Regions from separate parts of the Homo sapiens genome. Here regions 2 and 3 are each linked to region 1. A link is a contact called in ENCODE Hi-C or POLR2A ChIA-PET data. All regions are on one chromosome and are shown on one strand. Each heading gives the region's core, a stretch centred on a gene start or an enhancer-like site at or near the end of the contact. The rest is flanking DNA. Distances are from core to core; before and after follow the strand shown.

Region 1 (3,314 bases), core at 336-2,835:
AGTTACTCCTTCCTGATACTTTGACAAGTAGTTAATAAATGGATTGTTGACTACCACATAAAATCCAGAGGGGGGATATCAGAGTGGAATTGGAGGATTTAAAATAAGGTCAAAGGCTGGGATAGTGTTTGCATGCATGTTTGTATGTATGCATATGTAGTCCAAAAGAAAAATTCTAATTCATGATTATAATTTGAACATTTAGTCTTTCCCTAGAAGCTTCTGAAAGATCAAAAGAGGTCAGATGTACAGAACAGACTTCTTAAAATGTAATGGGATGAATGTTGTGATGCTTTTTGTACTTTGAGGCTGGCAGGTAACAGCAGGGACCAGTATTAGAAAAAAAGAACAAGAGATTTATTTTCTCCAAATTTTCCACCCCTGTTCCTATGGTAGCTGATGCTACCACCCTGTGGAATTGCATTTTTATGACCTCCTGGTGCTACCATTGCTGGATGAGTTGGAGATGGATGGGGGCTATCTTGTGTATCTGAACACTTATCCTGGCTCAGTTTTAATACCCCACATGGCACTCAAAGTTATAGTTCTTGAAGAAAATTTCTATGTTTTGAATGGTAATAGAGAAAAGCTATCTATCCCCTTAATTTGCTATCTTCAATTTTCATTCCTTCATGAGAGATGTAATAAGTCTGGGAATTTCCCTCTTTGCTAGGTGGGGATGTGATTACCCAACTGTTGGCAGGGTGCTTGGGATTATCCAGATGGAAATGCTATTTAAGGGCTAGGTATTAGGGTTTTGCCTTTTAAAAATTAAAATATCCCCAAATGAGCTTTATTTGTGTTTCCTTTAAAGTCCTTGTTACAGGAAGTTGCCAGGGGAGGAAATGTAGCTCAGAGGTTTCTGGGACCAGCCATGGCTCTTGGGATGGATCAGAGGCAGAGTCACCAGTCAGGGGCTTGGCCAACAGAGCTGCTATGTACCTTTTCCCATTTTTAGCCCTCCATTTGGTTCCCAGAACTAAAAGACCCTTTCTATCTGTCACATGGGAGACTCTCTGACCTTAGGAAATCGAGATGTCATGCCCTGTGGGATGTGGCTGCCTACGTGCCTTGATGAGCTGGGTGAAGCCCTCATGCAATTAGTCTTACTAGGCAGCTTTCAAGTGCTTTATAAGTTACATTTCATCTATGTGTTTTTAAAAAGGGGTCTTTTAAAAAGGGACATCATTCTTGTCACTTTCCATTCTTTAAATTTCAGCTCTTGGGTTTGTCTCAGTGAGAAGCAGATTCCCATCTTTTTTTGCGGGGGAGGAGTTCGAGAGCTCACCCTACTCCAGGGTTACAGCAGATTTGCTGTTGTTGCTGTTGCTGCTTTCTTTTCAAAGTACCATAGGTCACATGATGACTTCCAGGCCCAAATGGGGAGATGATGTGGATAAAAGTATTTAGCAAGAGATCAAAAACTGGGCTGCACTTCTAAATGGCTTGCCTTTTAGAAAAAAACACATTAGCCTTTCACCCAGATGTTGTTGTGGGTAACTGTCAATACGGTGCACAGGTGGCACAGTTGTCTTGCCATTTACTGCCTGATGCCTCGGCAACTGCTGCCAGCCCTTCAGAAATAGGAAATGACTAATGATGTGGTGGAAATTATGAACCAGGATTAATAAAACTTGAAAAGGAACAGTCTTTCAGTGTTTGATCCTCCTTAGAGGAAGTTAAATCTGAATCCTAGATTGTTTTCCCTGAGGTGTTCTTCTGACTTTTTCTGATTACTCGGCTGTAGTGGGGGTCTATGCTACAGCTAGGAACAGTGAACCAGATGGTGCAGGAAGCAAAGTGCTGCTCCCATCCCTGAAGGTACAGACACATGTCCTGTTCTGCAGCCCATCTGTGAAGAATCCAGTTAAAGGAGCCACAAGCACAGAACAAATATTTAACTTCTAAAAGTTGAGATTTAGCATGAAGAACATTCTGGAAAGATTTCATTCACTGTCTGAGTGATTTCTATGCTTCCTCATTAAGGACAATTGTTGGGGTCTCAATAGATTTCAGGGAGTTGACATTTTTCTTTTTAATTTTGGAATCAAAATTTATTTTCCTTAAGGCCCATGCCAAGCATTCTTTCACAATTCTGTGGGCCTGTCCTCTAGCCCTCTTTCTTGTTCCTCTCACATTCTCAGGCTCCTCTTTTCCTCTTGGGAAAATGCTATGTAGCCAAAGGGATAAATGCACATTTGTTTTATAGATGAAGAAGGCAGTATAAGGTATAATGGGAAAAAAAAGCCAGACTCTGAATAAGGAGACTTCAGTTCTAGGCCCTTTTCAATAGTGTAATCTCTGGGAAACCCCTCCAAGCTCTGTGAGTCCAAAGGTATCACTTCTATGATGATGGGTCTTAACTGGGTATCTGCTAAGTTCTCTTCCTGCTCATTATAGCACATGTGTGTGGTGTATGTGATATTTTCTCTGAGGTAGTCTCAATTCCCTTGTCTTAAAGTATTGTGGTCTGCCCAGGAACCTGTCCGGTCAGTTCCTGATGAGGAGCATCATGGGCAGGTAGGGAGCAGTCGTGAAACATGACCAGTTACTGCAGCAGAGTATTGACACTTAGGTGATTCGTGTTGTTATAAGGCTTAATATTGCTGCAGATTAGCCGGTTAAGAAAAAGCCAGGAAGTATTTCTAAGGCCTCTAAAGTCAAAGTATCTCCTGAATTTGCTCATTAAGATCAACTAGGCCACAAAAGAATCAAACTAAACTGTTCATCTAAAGTTTTTGGTGAATTAAAGCAACTCTGTATTTCAAGCTAGTTCAGAATTGCCAGAGCATCTCTATGTGTCTGGGCATGTGTGGTGAGCCTGAGCACATGTGTATGAGAAAATATGTCTGTGTGTGTGCTTGGGTGAGAAATAAAAGAGACAGTAAAGCAGGTGGCTGGTTTACACAAATTTACGCAAGAAGTTGGAACTAAGAAATGAAGTCTGAAAGACACTACATAGCATATGATCTTGCTCTGTTCATTCAGTGTATCCTTCCGACCTGCTTAAGGCTTTATAAAATCCTTACTGCAAGTAACAATAGCTAACATTTATTGAGTACTTACTATATGCCAGGCAATCTTATCATGAGGTACTTAAACCTTTCTGTGTTTCTGTTTTCAATCTATAAAATAGGGATAATCATAAAATCTACTTCCTAGGATTGTTGTAAGGATCAAATGGGTTGGTATGAGTAAAAAACTTAGGGTTGTGAACAAAGATGAACTGAGTTGAAGTAGGAAAATCTCAGACACAGCCTGGCATGTGCTATGTGCTCAGTAGGTAGTAGTTATTATTATCATCCCCATTTTAT
Region 2 (3,560 bases), core at 749-3,248, 320 kb after region 1:
GCAATATTGAATAGTAGTGAAGAGGCTGAGCTGGGAGTCAGGGAGATTTGAGTTTCTGTCTGGTCTCTGCCTATTGCTAGCTGTGTGATGCTAGGCAGATTGTTTAACATCTCTGAGCCTCACTCTCTGCATGTGTAAAATGGGGATAGCTACAATACCTGCATGAATATAAAATGAGACAATGTGGTAAGGCACTTCAGGAGCCTGGCAATCAATCAATGCATCTAGTGAGTTGATACATTTTATTATTTAAATTGTAGTCAGAAAGTTTGCCCTTGGATAAGGTAATCTCTCACTTCTTTTACATGTTTTCTACCAAGAGACCCTTACATCAACTGGATAGCAGAATTGAACTAGAGGGGAGATTAGCTCTGAACAACTTATCCAAGTCTGATGGACCTTAAAACCAGTATTGACTACATTTGCTGTAGCTGGCCTAGGTCTGCCCTACTTCCTATTGTCCAGCCCAAAAGGGGCTGGAGAACTCTAGAAAAATCACTCCCGTAGCAAACAAACAAACAACAAAAACAAAAACAAACACAATCAACATGACCCAGCCTTTAGCAACTGCTCCAGGAGCAGCTGTAAATAGATCCAGAGAACTTATCTGTTGCCCCTCACAGTGCCTGAACCAACATATACTCAGATAGAATAAGAAAAAATGGTGATCAACTGGTTGTCAAACCCGAGTACCTCTTACAGACAAGTAGAGTTCTGAGTTCTACAGTCTTCACTGCAGTGCCAGGGGAAATCAGCATTGCCATTCTTATTTTACAGGCAGAAAACCCCCGGCACCAAGGGATTAAACAATTTGTATTGGAATGAGATTTTACTAACTCCATAGAAAATGGACCTAAAATTTAAACATGGGTAAACCACATCCTTTATTTAAACAATATTTTACAGTCTACGATGAAAGAGTACTTAGAGATGGAATTTGCAGATTGGCTGTTCATGAGTTCACAGAAAAATTATGCAACTTTCCATTCATTCAGCAAACACGTATTCAGTTCACAGTGCTAGGCACTGTGACAGGCCCCAGAGATAAAAGCTCATCTAATAATATTACCTGCTCTCATGGAAAGCATAAGAGGACACACATGAAAGAAATAAAATGACATGGATACTGTGACAGTAACAAAAATCTGTATATGTTACAGTAAGAGCCCGAAGAGAAGACAAGTCCTGAAAGATCACTCTGTATTCGTTCTGCCCTGTGTCTGCTTGGCAACAGAGAGAATGCTAGCAAACACTGAAAGAGTTGCAATCCTTGCCAATTGCAAGCCCACAAACAGGTGAACATAATATAAGAAAGTGCTAGAAATCGTGACTGCATGTGAACATAGAATGCTATCTTTTGTGTCTAGTATCTGAAATGAGATTGTAATTATTTTCCAAATCTTCAAAAAATGGGCTTTGGAGTTTCCCACAATTTGACTTTTAAATCATAATTCTCTGCTAATGGTTATTTTGGCAAAGTAGAGCCTTATCACGGGGAGAGCCTAAAATCAACCCAGAGGTTAGACAGTTGGGAGAAGGATGGAGTTCCAGGACTTGTCAAAATTAAACACAGCTTTCAGCCCACTTATGCACTCTCTTCGTGAAACATTCTCTTGCATTGACTTTGGCAACGCCTATTTTCCTGGTTTCCTTCTAACTTACCAACATTCCTTCACAGTCTCTTTTGCTGACTCATTATCCTCTATCTTTAATAAGAGGTTTTTCAGGGCCCTTTTATTTTCTCACTATACTCTTTTCCTTGGCCATTGCCTCTTCAACCATGACTTCTATTACAATAGGAATGTCAATCACTTTCACCTGTCTTCAATTTAGATCTTTCCTCTAACACCCGGATATGTAATTCAACTCTTAACTTGATATCTCACTTGGAAGAGTTACAAGCCTCTCTGAAAAAAATCCATACAGGATGGAATGCATGGCATTTTCTCTGAAACTTCCTCCCTGTCCAGTGTTATCTACCTTGGAACGATTGTCTCATTTAGAGGGACTCTCTAACCTGAGTACACATTTGAAACATCTGAGGGCTTTGAAACATACCTGCTCCTGGACCACCTGCTGAACCAATTAAATCAGAATTTCTGTTGTGAAGATCTCCACGTGAGTTTAAGGTACGGCTAGGTTAAGAATTGCTGAATATGTCGCTCAACTTGGAAATCCGTTTGTCTTGATCTCTCCCTTTTCATTATCCTTTCATAGTCAACCACCTGTTGATATTTCATCTACTAAATAGCTCTTGACTCTGTTTTTATCATCAAAGCCATCACCAAGGTACCATCTTCGCTGGTCTGAAATAATCTTCTAACTGTTCTCATTGCCTCTAATCTTAGTTTATATCCATGCCATTGTCCACAATGCAGCCAGGGCGATTTAAATAAATCTGATCAATCACTTCCTTGCTTAAACATTGCACCGGCTTTCTGCTTGATTTTAAAATAAGCCACAGATACTTATGGCCTATACATATGTGAATATAGGGGTAGAGTTTTTGTTTGTTTGTTTTGGTCTGATCAGCAAATTTCCTCATCTCTACTCCTCTGGAACATATTTTCCTGACCCCCAACCTACCGGGTGGGCATATGATCAGGTCTCTTAGGGGTGCGGATGGTGATCCAAGCCTTCCGGGTTATCAAGGGCCCTCCTGCCTTACAATTTTGGGGACTAGAGTAGAAACAGCTTTGCCTCTGGTTTCATAGTGAAAGAGTACGAATTTGAAGCGCTTGGCAACCATCTTTCTCCCCCAACCTCACACGGTCAAACTCAGCACTCCTGACAACTGGGGGAAATCTTCTATGATGAATTAGTTATTTGAGGAATATTTTGTTTATTTTCCAGCTTTCCTGCTCAACTGTTAGTTCCATGAAGGCAACAGCCATGCCTGCTTCGTTCACTGAAATATCTTCGTTTCCTAACACACAGAAAGTCATCATTTTTTGACGGATGAAAGAATGGATGAATGCCTAGTCTTGGAGACATCTACTTGCAATAAAGGTTAGATGAAGGAAATGGATGCCAGTGGGAGATTTGTGGATCTATTTCACCAGATTTCACTCTGCTGACTCAGCAAAATGGTCCCCGAAGAAAGTATGTATGATATATGAATGCCTAGCCACCTGTCTTGGAACAAACAGGGATTTCTTTAGCTTTCTCCCACCAGGAGATGCTCCCCTGGCATTTTTCAATACTCCTCTTCCCTAAAAGGTAAAATTTACGTCCCGATAGTCACAGTGGGCTGCTTTATTGTACAATCTGACATCAGAATGGAAGGAGAGAGTATGCTTTTTAAGTTCCTTAAAATGCAGTTCTATTGAAAATAGCTGTTGAGACAAATAAAATAAGCTGCTAAGGAACAATAAGAGACATGATGGAGTTATAGAAATGTGTTATTGTGTTCCACCCAGAAAATATTATGCAATACAGGGATAAATTTATTCCTGAAGAATTTAAAAAATATTTATATAATCTTCTATGATTTTTGCTTCATAATGCAGTTAATTCACTAGGGCTTTTGCTGTTTGGATGTGGCCATTTGGTTTTGGTGG
Region 3 (3,479 bases), core at 940-3,439, 360 kb after region 1:
AAGCATGGTGGAGTAAGTCGATGGTGGACATGTTATGCCTTGCTAGAGGATATAATATTTCTGAAAAAATCCTTTAAACACTAAGTATTCTGGTAGTCAGCAAATAATGAAATCTATGAAAATGTGTGAGAAATACTTTTGTTATTTTTTAGCTGCATATGTGCTCCTTTAGATTTTGAAATTTTCAACCTAAAATAGGAGTGCAAGATTGGCTTTCAACATTTTTATTGTAGAATTCTCTGTGGGTTCTGTGTAGAGGGACTGTGGATGTGGGAATATCCTGGGGCCACTGGGTTCTGCGTTCTGGTATGTAGTTTTCAATTCACAAAAACATTTTTTTTTTTTTGGAGAACAAAAAAATGTAGATTTATGGCCTGTATAATTTGGTAACTATATTCAACAGAGGAAAATGACATCTTGTAGCTTGGACTTGGGAGTCTAAAATTGCAGAAAGATGAAAAGGGAAGAATGTTCATGGCAAAAATTTGGGCCACTAGCCATTCATTGTTAAGTCTGGGGGCTAGATAACAGTGCTCTGAATATAAACAACTCTCAGGCATGGCAACAAGAAATGCCTTCTTGTGCCCAGCATGTATTAAACACCAACATCCCAGTAATAAATCCCACAGTATAGACTTAAACCTCACTCATTCGCTATCACTCTCCATTTTTCCCTCCTCCAAATATACCCGCTATTCACTACTAATAATTCCATGTTAGAAGAGAAGGTTGTAAAGTACTCACTTAAGGGAACAGGTTTGGAGTCAGACAGACTTGTCTTAAACCTGGCTCTACAATTTTCTAGCTGTATCCTCTTGAACAAATAACTTAACAGGGCTAGGTCTCAGTTTTCTCATACGTAGAATGGGGATAATAATCACATCTCTCTTTTAGAGCTGTGAAATTACGTGAAATAATATACAGAACTTAGTGTGGCACAAAGAAAGTACTCAATAAATGACAGCTGCTATTATTATTAGTTGTCATTTACCTTTACATTTGTAATTGTAAGTAATTTGGAATTAAAAATATTTGGTTTGGTCTTTAAACCCAAGAATCTACCCACCAGATGAAGTGGGGATATTCTTAAAATTAGAAAGAACAAAAGCACCCATCAAAATGCTTGCAAATTTAGCACACACAGTGTTCTACAGCACACATACTGTTCAACTTAGAATATCAATAAACTGTTCTATAAGGATCATATATACAGCCTCTATCACATAGCTATCTGTGATCCTTACAGAACAGTTTATTGATATTCTAAGTTGGCAGATCCCTCATTCATTTCATCAACATTGTCTGGGGCATCTGCCATGTGCTACAAATGTGCTGGCACTGGGACCCATGCCCATGTATTGTCCACAGCTTATTTTACCAATTAAGTCCATCTATTTGAATGTTTCCCAACTTGTTTTTCTCATTTAGCTATGCTTAGTTTTGTGGTGTCGCTTGGATTTGGAGATCAAATTTAGAGTTCCCCACTGAGTTTCTGTCTTTGCAGGTAGAAAAACCTTAGTCACCAAAAATAAAGCCAATGAGCTTCATTGACTGTGACTGACCACTGTGGACAAGTCTGGCCCCTCTCCTGGAAGCAGCCTGGAAGATCCCCCTCCAAGCTTCTCAGAAATATGTGGTCTCACACCAAAGTTTCTATGCTTGCATCCTCTGGGGACACAAAAGCATGGCTGGGTGAGATGCACTCATGCTCCCTAATATGCTGAGTGTCTCATATTGCAGAGAGAAAGTAGCTGGTGAGGCATGAATCAGCCAGTTTGCAGATGAGCAGTGGCTGGAGCTTCATTGCAATAAAGTGTTAGAATTAATCTTCTTCATCTGTTTTCATTTTGCTAACTCACTATATCAGGCACCACAAAATAAGTATATTAATTAAATGTCTCACTCTTTAAAATCTAAAGGGAGATACTTGGAAGATGGAAAAATGTTCATTTGCAGTGGCGGGGAAAAAGCCAGGGAATAATTAGAATCTTGAAGCTTCTGCAGTTGGAATAACAATAAAAAGAGCAGAGATGACTATAAAATGGTTTGTTCTTGGCATTGCTTAATTGGCCTATTTATTTTTCTGTCTCTGAAGCTGTCTTTAGTGACACCTACTGATAAGCGCCAATCAGAACCATGGCCCAATTCCTTCGGGCTGGACCTGCCAAGAAACTGCTCAGCCCTCCAGATGTTGCTGCTTTGTGAGAAATGAGAACTCAATAAACCAGGCTCACCCTTCCTCCTGGGGTGAACACAAAGGCAGTCAGATATGGAAAATCACTGCTCAGCACCGTGAACAATGTACTCAAATGAGGGGTTGGGTCAGTTCTTATTTGTCTTGGTGGAACAGACAGCCATGGAGCCTAATGCAAGAATTTTACCTGGCAACAATTCAAAATGTGACTATACATTGAAATTGTTCAACAAAAGGAGGCCTTTTATCTGGGAAAAAGCCCAACAGTGGGTTTAAAGAACTAGCTAGAGAAACTTGTAAAGAGGGTTAAATATGTATCACATATGATTTTAGTATGCTGAACATTTCTCCACTTTTTGTGTTTTTCAGATTCCATTCTTTTGTTATGTAACAAATTAGAAAGATACTGCAGTCGACAGTCTCATGGCACATCCTAACCATCAATGAATAATATTCCATGAGCACTAGCCGTTCTGAGAATGGAACAAAATGAGCTCAAGTGAATTAGTTCTTGTCCTCCAGACCAGAGTGTCCCAATATTTCTTAGTACAGGACACACTTGTGACCTTGCTGTGAAAAAATAAGAAAATATGTCACCATTCTTTTTTCCTGAGCCAGCCCCTCATCCAGCTGTCTGTCCATTCCAAACCTTCCACCCCCACCCACATTATGTGTAGTCATGCTCCCCATGGGTGCCCGAAAGTAAGGCCAACCTCAATATATGGTGAGACACCATTTTTCTCATGATCTAATCCCCAAAGAAGCCTTTTGGCTAGCTTAATATGGTAAGAGTAATGGATATTGTTCAGTTAAATATTTACTTATGATATTTAGTGCATTAATTTAATCTCACATGATTAAAATCACATCTTCTATATAATGATATAGTATTTTAGAACCAATTTTTTGAGTTCACATTTGACAAGATCATTTTTATTTGAACTCTTCATGTGCATCGTGGAGACAGGCAAGGAGCATCAGAGCCTTTGTCATTCTGAGAGCTATTTTTTGAATTGCTTAATATAGTTTTCTAGAGACTGTTGCCTTTACTTTTATTTCATTTTTTGAATCTGAATGTGTAATACTGTTTCTGGAAATTTATCCCAGCCATGTCTACCCATGTGTATAGTATTAAATTTATATTTTTTCTTAAAAAATAATATCACCCTGTGATCCCTTTAATATAACTACTTAAGTGAATCCTGAAAGTCTCATTAACATGATATCTAATGTATAGAATTGTCAAAGACCTAGGATTAATAACTCAGCCTATAGTAACTTTTTT

What was found. A loop is a pair of places that touch in the nucleus more often than their neighbours do. ChIA-PET counts read pairs that join two places held with the same protein, here RNA polymerase II (POLR2A). Pooled maps may share reads with other maps.
Region 2: a map of Calu3 shows a loop between it and region 1 (2.7-fold over the local background). The contact joins the promoter of LINC02331 here to the enhancer-like site in region 1. A Hi-C loop is called at or near these places in 2 of 168 maps with a recorded cell type or tissue (Calu3 and PC-9) and 1 of 50 pooled maps. POLR2A ChIA-PET finds 5 or more read pairs at or near these places in 1 of 52 experiments (activated naive CD4-positive, alpha-beta T cell).
Region 3: a pooled map of gastrocnemius medialis shows a loop between it and region 1 (2.1-fold over the local background). The contact joins two enhancer-like sites. A Hi-C loop is called at or near these places in 1 of 168 maps with a recorded cell type or tissue (MCF 10A), 2 of 37 single-sample maps with no recorded cell type and 9 of 50 pooled maps.

Annotation. Positions count from the first base shown.
Region 1 is chr14:54,167,887-54,171,200 of GRCh38, reverse strand. All of the region lies in intron 4 of LOC105370507 (a long non-coding RNA gene), which reads left to right. Among named protein-coding and RNA genes, the nearest start is that of BMP4, 210 kb to the right of the region's middle. Within about 2 kb of position 1,585, at least 5 of the 41 ENCODE cell types and tissues checked have a DNase peak (open chromatin) inside an H3K27ac peak, as active enhancers do; they include PC-9, where a contact is called at or near this core.
Region 2 is chr14:53,849,264-53,852,823 of GRCh38, reverse strand. It overlaps LINC02331 (long intergenic non-protein coding RNA 2331), which reads left to right and starts at 1,998. Exons shown (of 6, transcript NR_184221.1): 1 at 1,998-2,129; 2 at 2,854-3,009. RefSeq lists an enhancer at 1,540-2,739.
Region 3 is chr14:53,806,506-53,809,984 of GRCh38, reverse strand. The region is part of intron 2 of LINC02331 (long intergenic non-protein coding RNA 2331); the gene reads left to right. Among named protein-coding and RNA genes, the nearest start is that of LINC02331, 43 kb to the left of the region's middle. Within about 2 kb of position 2,189, at least 3 of the 41 ENCODE cell types and tissues checked have a DNase peak (open chromatin) inside an H3K27ac peak, as active enhancers do.